Linked DNA regions of Homo sapiens: all the other regions are linked to region 3. Evidence: chromatin contacts called from ENCODE Hi-C or POLR2A ChIA-PET data. All regions are on one chromosome and are shown on one strand. Each heading gives the region's core, a stretch centred on a gene start or an enhancer-like site at or near the end of the contact. The rest is flanking DNA. Distances are from core to core; before and after follow the strand shown.

Region 1 (4,110 bases), core at 42-2,541, 370 kb before region 3:
TGCACTGGGAGATGAGGGTGGGATGGGGCAGGAGTGCGGAGTGGGGGAAGCCTGATGGGAGAGTCCACTGGAAGCAAAGGAGAGGGCCCTCCCCTCTTCTCACCAATCTGGTGCCGCCCAGTGATCCGCACAGGGCCAGAGCCCGACTTCAGGCGGAAGGTTACAGGTGGTTGGAGCTGGAAGTCATCCAGACTGAGCTGGGAGGAAGACAAGGATGAAGGCCTGGCCCACTCCTAGCCCACCCCACACTGTAATGAGTGCTAACGTCCTCAATCCCCTCACCACCACCACCACCACCACCAAGGCAGAGCTGGGGAACTCACCATGGGTTGGCAGGACAGCTTGAGGTTGGCCACAGGGACTGCGATCTCCTGATGGTCATGGTTCCGGGCCACAACTTCTACCACATTACACTCGTCTTTGGCTCCCTCGGTGAGGCAGAGCTGGGAACGGTACACAGGGCCTCAGGGTCTCCTCAAGTGAGGGTTGACACCACAACTAAAGGCATCTACCCTAGCACCTGCCCAGCCTCAGAGGTCCCGGTTCACCTGGCCAGGGGAGCCGCCCATGCCGGGGGGTTAGGCTGAGGATGTGTCTCCAAGTAAAGGGGATCCGGAGGTTGGGTAGAGACCTATATTGCCTGCCTGGGCTTATTCATTAAAACCCCACTCCCCTGCCCCTCACCATGGTTAGTGCCAGCACGTGCTCCGCATCATCCTCTTCCTCTACCTTAAAGGTGAAGGAGCGGGTGTGGCCGGAGAGCTCACAGCCTGGTAGAAATAACAGTGAGTATGCCTGAGCGTGTGTACGGGGCTGGGCAGCGGGGGATGTCACCAACCCGCCGTCACGTGTAACCTTGGGCGGACGGGTCATTTACACGTCCACCTCCGTCTCTTCTCTCAGAACACCTGGGACGCTCTGCCGTGGGCCCCGCCCAACACATCTGGGGCAGGGATCTCGCCACCCCCTTTGGCTGTGCGTGCGAGGCCCCCTCTCCTGCGGGAACAGCGAAGCAGCCCTCCGCCCACACCCACGCCTTGAAACCCTCCGCATTCCCGCCTCACATCCCTACCTCTTACCGCCCCAGTACCACCCTCAGCCTCTCCCTTCACTAATACCGAAGAAAAAACTGTCCATAGTGACCGGGGCCGGGACCCGTAGGCCCCCGACACCCCCGGCCCGCGTTCGGCTCTCCTGACTCAAAAACGCTAAGGCAGCTGCAGTACCGGCGGCCATGCTGTAAGAGCCTTCTTCAAACTCCGCCCCCGACACGCACAAAGCCGGGGACCCTCGGCCAGTTCCGGCCCCGCCCATTAAAGGAGACGCACAGTCCTGGAAAAGAAAAGGCGCCGAGACCCCGCAGCCCTACCCGGAGCCCGCAGCTTCTGCTCATATTTTATCAAGACCGAAGAGAAAGGAAGTAACATCACAGAAGAATGGATTTGGGGTTTATGTTAACATCCTTGCTCATTTCCACGACCATGAGGGTGTCCACTTCCCCAAGCTCCTCGCTCTGTGTCGGAAGAGTGTCTCCCACTCTTCCAACCCAGGGTAAGCTTTCGTTAAAGGAGTTATAGATATAAAAATGTAAACCCTTCTTACTCCTCCCAGCAAAGGTGGGGTTCAGGGCAGTGCTTTTCTGCTACAAGCAAAGGAAATGCACTCAGATTGTCTTTGCCTCAAGAGAGCCGAGGAGCCTTAGGAATTTCCATCCCAACACGTCTGTCCTGTCTGTCCTCTCGGCTAAGCCTCTCTTAATTCTTCCTGCTCTAAAGACCCCGCAACTTGCTATGCCTTCACTGAGACTTAGCTGCTGGCACTTGCTAGCAGAGGACTAGTTAGCTCATGTGTGTTGGCTGTTCCTGGCCCACCCACGCTTTTTGAGCTTTTAATTCCAAATCATCCAGGAGTATCTTTGCGCCGTGGATTATTTTGTCAGTTTATGCTACTCGCGCCATCTTTCGCCTTTTAAGAATCAGGCAAACTGTGTGCTTTCTATCCTAATAGATGGCAAAACTCAAACTAGAGGCCCTATTTCACATCCAGGTTATAACTGTGGCAAGAGGGTGGGGTGGCTTGGCTAAAAACTAGTCTACTTTTCTTAGCTCTTGTCTTAATGAAAATCTGGAAGTCTTACTGGTGATGGAGGTAGGGGAGGGCTGCCTTCAAGATCCAATCTCTAACTTGGAACAGCTGTGGAGAGGAGAGAATACCTGCTTGTAGGTGAGGCATGAAAGAGGAGAAAAGGGAGGGGGCAGACAGGAAATAGATTCACACAATACAACACGACAAGCATTCACTTCAAGTTTTATTTTGCCTCTTGCATGGTCTTTTACAGTTCGTTTTCTACAGGAACTGAGCTCTGATCCAAACAATCAATAAAAATGTAATTCCAACCTTAATATTCATAACCAGGAAATAGCATAGCACTTCATGATCCTAGAGTGATGAAAGCAAGACCAGGGCATCTGTTTCACAGTCACCTGTGACCAGACCAGCCAACATGATTACTAAAAGCCAAGATAAAACCAAAAGCAAACTTGCTAAAAAATCCTGAATTCCATGAGGTTAACTCTGAAATCCTCCAAACAAAATGCTAGAATTGTCCACTAGTGTTAAGACGAGAAAACTGAGGAAAACTCAGCTGTCTTACTATCTGGTAAGAGTCTTCCCTTCATCTCAAGCCCTCAAAAATGCAAACTTGGTTCCAGCTTTACAACATACCATATCCTTCTATCGGTTAAAGGTTTCTAACCTAAAAACCTTCTCTCCTTTCTTCTCACCTATTTAGTGCATACTCAAAGGCTTTGGTTGGAAGTCACTAGGTACCACTAGGTACAATGCTTTAGGGCTCTCTCAAAGCCCACAATGGTGGAGTTCTGTGAAAGAAAACTTAAGTTTCTTTCTCTTTACCCCTCTCCCCTCACTCAGCTCAAAGTTAAACAGCTGATGCAAAACTACAGAGAAGCAAGATAACAAAATACTGTTATCAATCTATGGAGAAATCAGCCAGCCATGATGAAAAAATGAGTCCTGCCGACTATCTGCCAGCTTCATGCTCAGAACCCTTAAAAACACAGAATCTAAATTAAAATACATGAAGCTTTCACAATCCGGTTAAAGGAAAAAGGTAACTGTAAATAACTGGTTAAAGTGTGCTCATTCATTCAGAAATTAGATACAAACATGCAAGAATTAAAGACTCTGATTTAATAAAATCAGTAGTAACAGGTCTTGAGATTAAACAACTGACCTGAGGGCAAATGGGACCAATCAGTCCCTGAACCCTACCTGACATGTCAAATCCAACATTTCACATGCTGACCTAATATTGAGGTTAATTTCCAGAAGTAACTGCACTTTTCAACAGATTAAGTCCTACAAAATTAGGCTCTCGTACCCCAAATGGTCATGGCCTACGCCTAGGTGGGAGGCACTTTAAAAATAATAAAACTTCAAAAAGAACAAAAACAACCCCAAACCCAAAGACAAAAGTAAAGAAAATCCACTTTTCACTGGTTTACATTATTCAAAGTGCCATTCTGAACCAACACCCTTTCATTTATAGAGGAAAAAAATTTACAAAAACAGTAAACACAAAGGATAGTCAGGTTACAGCTAGTTTATATACAAAGAAATTTACAAGTTTGTCAATTGTAGGCTTTTGCCACAAACAAATGCACATTTGTCCCTACAAAGTACAACATGCCTGAACCAACAGTCATTACAGGAGACAATTGGCCACGGCTTTACAAAAAGCAGAATAACTGCCCCAAATTGAAATTATTTATTCAGCTTAAACTAATGCCACAACCATCCCACTTGGAATCACTCCACCCTGACACTTCTGAAACCCACTCTTTCTTTCTTTCATCTCTGCCATGTCCCCTAAGACTGAGAGGCATTTCACTCAATAAACCAAGGAAGATGACAGATGTTATCTTGATTACTCTCAGGTGAGAAACGCAACCACACTGGATGCAGAAAATAGTGCTGACTACATTTATTGAAGACTCTCTCCCTGTATAAGCCCATGTAAAAGGTCTCAGCACCTAACACAAGACTCAAAAAGGAAGCCCACATCTCTCTTTCATACAGGATTTGCTGCAA
Region 2 (4,319 bases), core at 1,615-4,114, 310 kb before region 3:
CTCCAACCCTCTCCGCATCTTCTCTTGGCCTTTCTCTCTTCCGCTCAGACAGGGCCGCTGCTAAACGCGGCCTTTCCCCTCGGAACCGCACTGCCCAGCGGCCCCGCCGGGCTGGGAAGACCTGAGGGATTAGACAGGGGTCCGGGCGGGGCTCGGACTGTTTTTTGTTTTGTTTTGTTTTCCTAAAGAGTCTCTCCCAGCTCCCTTTTGAGCTTGGGGTGGGAGTGGGGAAGTAAAATGTTCGGAGGTACCCAGGATGCCCTGAGGTGTAACTTTCCAGCTGCTTCCCTGCAAGCCTGATGGGCCGGGAAGACGGGAGCTGCAGACTACCCTAAATCCGATCCCAGGAATCCCAACTGCAGGGAAGGGGAGGCGAAGCCTGGCGCGCGCTTCAGCACCGCGGACAACGACTCCCCTTCATGCTTCAGCTTAGGCATCTCTCAGCGCTCAGAGCTCAGCGCCGCCCGCCCGCCCGGGAGTCTTCGTTGACACTGGCGTCCCAACCCGATTTGTCTCCCGCTATAAAATAAGCCGCCCTTCGAGAGGAGAGCTCCTGGTAGTCCTATTTCTACTTTCCAAGTCGTGTGTGGAGCTATCTACAGCTAGGCTGCTGTAGACCCGGACCACAATTCTTGATACTTGTCAACATTTGACCTTTCCATTTTCCTTGGGAGGTAGGCAGGCAGGCAGGAAGTAACATTCCCTTTTACAGATGAGAAAGGTGAGGCCAAGAGAACAAAAGTCACATAGCTGGTACACTTCCATTCCTGACTGAACTGGGGCAGGGCATCTCCAAATACAAATGCTTCCCCCACCCAATCTCATTCAAATAGCCAAGTGGGGAAGGGATGGTTTCACTAAGGGTGAGAACCCATTAAAGCTGGAAGCAAACACTGACTAATGTGATACTATTGAAGGCCCCTAGGCCCTTACTACTCTCAAGAATCCTAAGCTGGTGATGGGAACAGAATTCATGGAAGAGCTGGACAGTGGGTCCTTTGGATTCCATCCAGCTCTGAGGCACATCTGGCATGGTCTCTCATCTGGGGCCAGCCTGAGTGGCTCCCCTGATCCTGACTAGGGCCTCCCTAGGGACAGTGATGGGGGATGGGGGAAGACACATGCTCAAGGCACCTCATCCTAGTCCCCTCCCCCTTCCCAGGTCTCAATCTCACTCCCCTCAGGAAGGACAAGGATCATGGCCTCCCTCCACCTCCCCAGCTTTGTTTTGGCCTCAGGGAGACAGCCTCCCTCCTCCCACTCTGCTGGCTTTCTAGAGCAGGCTGCACAATGAGAGACACAAACACATACATGGAAATGTACCCAGGGTGACACAGTCACCTACACAAACACATGGCTCTTCCTACCAAACCCAGGAACATGCACATGCACAGATGTACTGGCCTCACATACCTCCCCATGTGGGAAAGAGAGGATGCCCGGGCAGCCAAGTGGTTTGGTGGACATGCAGGACACCACATGGCACTTCCCAGGCCTAGAGCTTCTAGCTCTGTCTCTGGAGGGGAAGGAAGAGGATGTGTTTTCCTGGGGTTTGAGTGAAGTTCTGAAAGGTTTGTTGGGGGTTGAAGGATTCAGTTGTAAGAATAATCTCAGTACATGATTTGGTGTGGGGAGAGAGGGCTGACCCAGCACTAACTAAAGCCTCCCTACAGGGGCCAGGTGCTGGAGCCATAAGGTCTCTTGGAAACCAGACTGGGCAGCTGAACACTAAAGTCCCTCCTTGGGTCCACCTGGGCTATTTGTGGAAAAATTGGTGAAGGAGTGGGGTGTACTAAAGACCCCTATCTGTACCAGGAAGCCAGAGAGGCAGCAGGGATGAGACACGTCATAGACACTCACAGAGCCCCGCTGCAGACATCACCACATGAAAGTACACAACTAGCACTGAACACTAATCTCACAACCACAAAACACAACACAACCTACTTTAACAAATTCTTGCCCAGAGGGCTTATGGTCATGAAGGCTTACAAAGAGACAAGCCACCCTAAAGTAGAGCCCTGACACATTCTGGTAGTTACACACCACTTCATACAGAATTACACACTCACAACACATCGTTGCACATAGAGACACATGGTCAAAACAACTTCATCAGTACAACCAGGGTCCTACGCAAACTCAAACATCTGACGAGACCATACAATTGCACTGCCACATACAATCACACTCACCCTAGCTGTCACCAAGCCCAGGGCACATGGCAACCAGCTGTGGGAGGTGCGCGCGCACACACACACACACACACAGAATGACAGGTGCTCACGCACGTAACACCTCCCACTCCAGACACCCTCTCAGCCCTGTGTCACATACGCCCACACCTGCTGCCTCTCCACACCTGCCTCTTCTGTTCCTCCCCAACCCCTGCGGGACCCAAGGCTTTGAACCCCCAGTGTCCTGCCGCCCAGACCGGCCATAAGAGTGCCTGGGAATGGGGCAGAGTGTGGGTGCGGGCCAGGCCGGGGTCGGAGAGGCGGAAGGGTCTGGAGGAATGGAATCCACCCTCCCTCCCGCGACCCCCACGTCACTGACTCACCCGTGAGCTGGTCGTAGGAGCCGTCCAGGTCTCGGGAATCGGACAAACTCTCCTTGCGGCCCTGGCCCCGCATGGCCCCCGGCGCCCCGCTCCCGCCCGGGCCGTGGGAGGGGGCGCCGGGTGGCCGGGATAGGGCGCTCACACGGCGCCCCCTGGCGGCCTACTGTGCTGTCGGGGCTGGGGAAGTCCGGGCTGAGGCTGAGTCTGGGAATGGGCCCGGGGTCTGAGGTCTACCCGGAGGTCCTGGAGCAGGAGAGGGAACACTAGGCAGCAGGTGAGCGCAGAGCCGGAGGCAGAGCGGAGCTGAGCGCGGAGCCGAGCCGAGCTGCCTCTCTCCTCCCGCCCCCTCCCCGCGGCTGTCACCGCCTCCTCCCCTCTTTGGCGCTGCCGGGATTGGCTCCCCCTACCCCCGCCCCCCACCCTTTGCAGCCCGGGGGAGGCACCCGGTGAAAGGGTGAACTGCAAAGTGCGGGGAAGGAGACTAGCTCCCCAGCAATCTGCCCCTAAAGCAGAAGTCACGGGGCTTGGCGGGGGGGGGGGGTGGGGGAGGAGGAGAGCGCGGGACAGAAGAGCCCCACTGAGAGGAGGAAACCCCGCCCCCAATTCTCAGGCACCCCGTCCCCCTTCGTCAACACAGTTCTGGCTGAGGCAGAGCCTGGGGTATCATATCTGAGTCCCCGCTCCGTTTGTCTCCATGTCAGCCTGTATTTTCTCTGTTGTTCCTCCTCCCGTGTATGCGTCTCTCGTGGTCCCAGACAGTCCCCACCGTGCTTAAAGCAGGTTAGGGATGCAAAGGAAGAGTCAACCCAGCCTCTAATATTAGCAGGCTCATCGTGGGCCAATGGACTACTGTTTCATCTTCTCTCAAGTTCCAGAAGGACCCCAACTCTCACCCACTCCAGGACCCCGTCTCTGGAACCTATTCACTCTCAGGGTGCCTCCTTCACTGATCTAATGAACCCCATAGGCCGACTAGGAAGATAAAAAAACTAGTGAACCAGGTCAGTTTCTCAAGACATCCTTGCTCTTTTGTTCCTCCCCTGCAGCAACTTTTCTGCCCTTCTCTTTTGTCACCTGTCCTGTCCTAGATTCCTTGTTTTCCAGCAGATATGGGGAGCAACTGACAGGTTTGGGGATCCAAGTCAGGATACAGAGTAGGAAAGAAATGCCCTTGTTATGAAACCCCTTCCTTAAGATTAGCTCCTTTCCAAAGGCAGGGCTAGCACGGAAGCTGGGCTGCCTCATCTCCCAGGAATGGATCCTGAGTGTTTTGAGCGTCACAGGTCTGACCTTCCTCAGGATGCTTCCTGGGCTCCACACCCAAAAGCCCCCCAACCCGTTGCTATGAGGATGAGGGGACCTTGTCTGGTGGGTCCAAAGGAGTGACCTGTTAAGACCAAAAACTTTAAAGTGACTCAAGCACACTTAATCTCTTCAATTGGCTTTAATTTCCAACCACTTGATTTAATCAACCCAGCAGGAATTGTGGCGGGAGTTCAGGCCTAAGAGGGGGACAAGTGGCTGAGGGTAAGATTGTCTTTAGGAGCAATGCCCTGCGCTTGGATCTCCCTTGGCTCTGGAGGAGGCTCCACAGACCTGGTATAGAGGCTGGGCATAGAAAGTGCTTGGGCAGCTCCTGTTAAGGTTGATTTCCAGGAGAGAATGGGCACTCTCGTTTGGAGTTCTGGGATAGGTATATGTGAATAAACTGGTCAAGAGAAGGGCCTTTACAATGGAGGGCAAGGAGCCCTCTGCTTAG
Region 3 (4,066 bases), core at 1,440-3,939:
CCAGCCTGGGCTACAGAACGAGACTGTCTCAAAAAAAAAAAAAAAAAAGACCCAAGGGGTGGGACGAGAGGAGAAATGGGGACTGGGGACTCTCCTATCTCTTTGACTTAAAATTAGAGCAGTTTTCACTCCATCCGTTTTTGGGATGGGAGATAGCTAGCCATTTGCAGACCCTGTGGTTGGGAAGTGTGGTCAGAGACCTTGAAGTTTGTCTTTACCTTTATAGACTCCAACCGGGAAGACTTTGACCCAGCACCTGTAAAGAGCAAATTTGATTCTCTTGACTTTGACACATTGTTGAAACAGGCCCAGAAGAACCTCAGGAGGTAACCTTGGGCCCTTCCCTGCTATCCTTTTTCTCCTTTGGAGGTGCCCAACCTCCTCCACCCCCTTCCCCTACTCTAGGGGAGAGAGCTGCTAGTGAGATGACTGTTTTATAAAGAAATGGAAAAAAGTGAAATAAAAAATATGTTGAATCAGATTTTTTAAAAGGGGTATTTGTTTTTTTATAACAGGTATTGAAACAAGTTAACTTGCATTCCTATGTAAGATAGGAGGGGCTGAGGGGATCCCCAGTGTTTGGAACATAAGTCACTATGCAGACTAATAAACATCAACTAGAGAGAACTCCCAACTGCTGTTGTGCGTCTTTATATGGTGCTAATGCCAAATGTATTCACTTTTCCTATCTGAACATGGTCCAGGGACATGCCTCTCCCTGGTCAGGTGCAAAAATCCCACTGGATTTGAACCTTGGTTCCTCAGATGTATTGTCTAAAATGAGTCATTTAGGACAGTGCTTCTCAACTTTAAAGGGAATTTGAATCATCTAGCGATCTTTTTAGAATGTAGATTCTGACAATGGGATGATGATACTGGTCCAGGAAGGGATTTTGATAACAAGGACCTAGAGAAGCTCACACTTGTTCCAAAGAAAGGTTTTCTAAACTGCGACAGGTGTATACATTCATCATGTCAGTTATGTTCATCATTTTATAATAGCTTGAGCACACTGCATGGCACAGCAGGTGCTCAAATGTTTTAAATAATGCATGCATGTGGGTAGAACAGGAAGCGTGGGGAAGAGGGAACTGTGGAGTTTTTTGTTTCTGTTTTTGAATTTTTTTGTTTTGTTTTGGAGATGGAGTCTTGTTCTGTCTCCCAGGCTGGAGTGCAGTGGCACGATTTTGGCTTACTGCAACCTCTGCCTCCCGGGTTCAAGTGATTCTCCTGCCTCAGCTTCCTGAGTAGCTGGGATTACAGGCACCCGCCACCATGCCTGGCTAATTTTTTTTGTATTTTTAGTAGAGACAGGGTTTCACCATGTTGGCCAGGGCTGTTCTTGAACTCCTGACCTCAGGTGATCCACCCACCTTAGCCTCCCAAAGTGCTGAGATTACAGGCATGAACCACCGTGCCCAGCTTTGTTTTTGATTTTTGAGATAGGATCTCACTCTGTGGCCCAGGCTGGATTGCAGTGGCAGGATCATAGCTCATTGCAGCTTTGACCTCCCTGGCTCAGTTGATCCTCCTGCCCCAGCCTCCCAAGTAGCTGGGACCACAGGTGCATGCCACTACACCTGGCTAATTTTAAAAATTTTTTGTAGAGATAGGGGGGTTTCACTGTGTTGTCCAGGCTGGCCTCTTAACTCCTGGGCTCAAGGGATCCTCCCACCTAGGCCTTCCAAAGTGTTGAGATAACAGTTGTGAGCCACTATGCCTGGCCAATTTTATATAGGAGAGGGGGGTGTGTTCCCATGAGGATCCTTATCTTTCCTGAGCGGCATTAGTGGGAGGTAGCCAAGGGGTAGTGGGTAGGATTGAAGGGATTGCTAACTGCTAATATCTGGAATGTGGCAGAACTTGGAATTAACTTGGTAGGTCTGAGCATTGATACTGGAGTTACTCATGACAAAGGCATTGATACTGGAGTTACTCATGACAAAGGCAGAGTGTGAACTCTGATCCCGGAGGAAGAAGGGTTATTTTCAACAATCTCTTCAGCTTGAATAGATTGTTGCTGTGTGTGATTCAGGTTTGGTGCATGACACCTTTCCTCTTCATGGAGCTGACCTAAGGCGGAATATAAGGGAGATGGGAGGGGCAGCTTGGGAAATCAACACCTCCCACCCTCACGACGGATAACCCGAAGGATCTTCTGCAGCAGAGGCAGGAGTCTGGAGGCTGGGATGGTATCAGAAAGGGCCTCCCTGGGTATTGGAGGCAGTGAAGATGAAGGGCGAGAATCCATTGGCCGTGCCAGTACGCCATGGGGGCGGTTGGGAGATCTTGTAGAACAACTGTTCGAGCCCGCTTGTCCACTCATTACTCTGGAATCCGAGTCCCAGCAGGGGCGCGGGAAACCGCTGCTCTGAGAAAAGGTACCTCCCCCAGAAAGACTGCGCGGGAAGTCCCGAGTTTTCCCGCCACGCCGAGGGCGTGATCCCTGACGTCAGAGCTCCGCCTCCACAAGCTGGCGGCCGGTGGGCTCCGCCCTTAACCAAGATGGCGATACGCGTGGGACCGGAAAGAGTTTATAGATTTCCCGTCTACCCTACCTCTGAGGTGAAGGTGGGACTGCCCTGTGGAGCCCACCCTTTCCGTTATGCGCCCGCGCGGCGCAATGACGTAACACAGGCCCGCCCACTGCCCCTGTTGGGTTCCTGAGTCGTGCTGCGTCGACAACGGTAGTGACGCGTATTGCCTGGAGGATGGCGGACGCCGGCATTCGCCGCGTGGTTCCCAGCGACCTGTATCCCCTCGTGCTCGGCTTCCTGCGCGATAACCAACTCTCAGAGGTGGCCAATAAGTTCGCCAAAGCGACAGGAGCTGTGAGTTCCGGGCTTGGGGCGGGGACCGGGCTGAGATGACCACAAGGCTTCAGGCCCTGACGTGCTTAGGTTTCCAGGTGGGGAAGTCTGGGGGTCCGCCAGTCCAGTGTCTGCAAGGCCTTTACGCCGACCCCTCGGCAGTGACCAGAGAAAGCCTGCGGCCTCGGTCGCTTACCTTCCTCCATGTCTGAGTAGATATCGCTGAGTCTTGTTGCTTTTTTCTTGTGACCTGTGCAGCGGCGGCAGCGTGGGAGCCTCGTGGCCCCAAGCCACATGGCTGGCAGAGTGCAGCGGGGAGGTAGAGTCTTGTTCCACTGAGGACGTTGGTTCTTCGGCATCTTCTGGGGGGCTTTTCGTTGGGTGAGGCAAACCGTGATTTGACCTTAGCCTCAGTCACATTTACTGGGATTCAAAAGCAAGTGAAATTTCTTTAGAATGAAGTCTGGGATTTTCGTTTGTAAAGAAGAAAATGAATGAAAGTAGAAGCAGAGTTTTGTTTTGAGTTACACTGAGAATTGAGAGTCATCAACAGCCCTACCAAGTAGGCATAGTAGTGGGCTTGGAGCTTTGGCTAATTGAATCAAACAAACCTAGGTTTGGGACCAGGCTCTGCCACTTTTTAGATACGTGACCCGGGCAGTTTATTTAACCTTTCTGAGTCTTTCTACAGGGATGTCATCATCCACTTTATAGGATTTTTGTGAGTTTCAGTAAGATGATGTGTAAGAGTAGCAATCTCAGTGCTGGTACAGAGGAATCTTGTAAAAGTGAAAGCTGTACCATAGTTATGGCAATTTAGGATGCTCCAAACACATGTAAGAGTAAGAGAACCAGGAATGTGAAAGGTTTGTAATCTACATCAACGGACATTCCTGCATGGGAAGACACTTTGAGAGAGGAGAGAGGGGGGGTCTTCAGCAGGGATGATAGCATGACTAGGAAGGATGGCTTGCACTTTTAGCAGAATCAGGCTGCGAAAGCAAAGAATCAGATCAGCCTCAAAACTTCCTTAAGCTGGGACAGGCTGCCATGTGATCTAACTGCTTTCTTAATGAAACTGTTTAGAGTTGACTGTTAAGGAGACTGCGGAGAGTGCTTTCACAGTGGACTGGATGGAATTGGACATTTCAGAATTAGGATTCTTTTTTTTTTTTTTTTTTTTTTGAGACGGAGTCTCTGTTGCCCAGGCTGGAGTGCAATGGTGCGATCTCGGCTCATTGTAACCTCCGCCTCCC

What was found. A loop is a pair of places that touch in the nucleus more often than their neighbours do. ChIA-PET counts read pairs that join two places held with the same protein, here RNA polymerase II (POLR2A). Pooled maps may share reads with other maps.
Region 1: a loop to region 3 is called in a pooled map, with 8 times the contacts of the local background. The contact joins the promoter of NPM3 here to the promoter of NOLC1 in region 3. A Hi-C loop is called at or near these places in 8 of 50 pooled maps. POLR2A ChIA-PET finds 5 or more read pairs at or near these places in 2 of 52 experiments (CD8-positive, alpha-beta memory T cell and H1).
Region 2: a pooled map shows a loop between it and region 3 (2.7-fold over the local background). The contact joins the promoter of KCNIP2 here to the promoter of NOLC1 in region 3. A Hi-C loop is called at or near these places in 2 of 168 maps with a recorded cell type or tissue (CD14-positive monocyte and naive thymus-derived CD4-positive, alpha-beta T cell), 1 of 37 single-sample maps with no recorded cell type and 9 of 50 pooled maps. POLR2A ChIA-PET finds 5 or more read pairs at or near these places in 3 of 52 experiments (B cell, K562 and WTC11).

The regions. Positions count from the first base shown.
Region 1 is chr10:101,782,155-101,786,264 of GRCh38, forward strand. It overlaps NPM3 (nucleophosmin/nucleoplasmin 3), which reads right to left and starts at 1,292. Exons shown (of 6, transcript NM_006993.3): 1 at 1,119-1,292; 2 at 685-770; 3 at 324-443; 4 at 104-197. The coding sequence starts at 1,236. It overlaps OGA (O-GlcNAcase), which reads right to left. Exons shown (of 16, transcript NM_012215.5): 16 at 2,296-4,110. RefSeq lists an enhancer at 220-859.
Region 2 is chr10:101,840,936-101,845,254 of GRCh38, forward strand. KCNIP2 (potassium voltage-gated channel interacting protein 2) reads right to left here and starts at 2,865. Exons shown (of 10, transcript NM_173191.3): 1 at 2,561-2,865. The coding sequence starts at 2,633. RefSeq lists an enhancer at 2,377-2,882 and a silencer at 2,838-3,087.
Region 3 is chr10:102,149,700-102,153,765 of GRCh38, forward strand. It overlaps NOLC1 (nucleolar and coiled-body phosphoprotein 1), which reads left to right and starts at 2,690. Exons shown (of 13, transcript NM_004741.5): 1 at 2,690-2,831. The coding sequence starts at 2,712. It overlaps PPRC1 (PPARG related coactivator 1), which reads left to right. Exons shown (of 14, transcript NM_015062.5): 14 at 227-634. The coding sequence ends at 330. RefSeq lists enhancers at 2,176-3,375, 2,281-2,580, 2,751-2,800.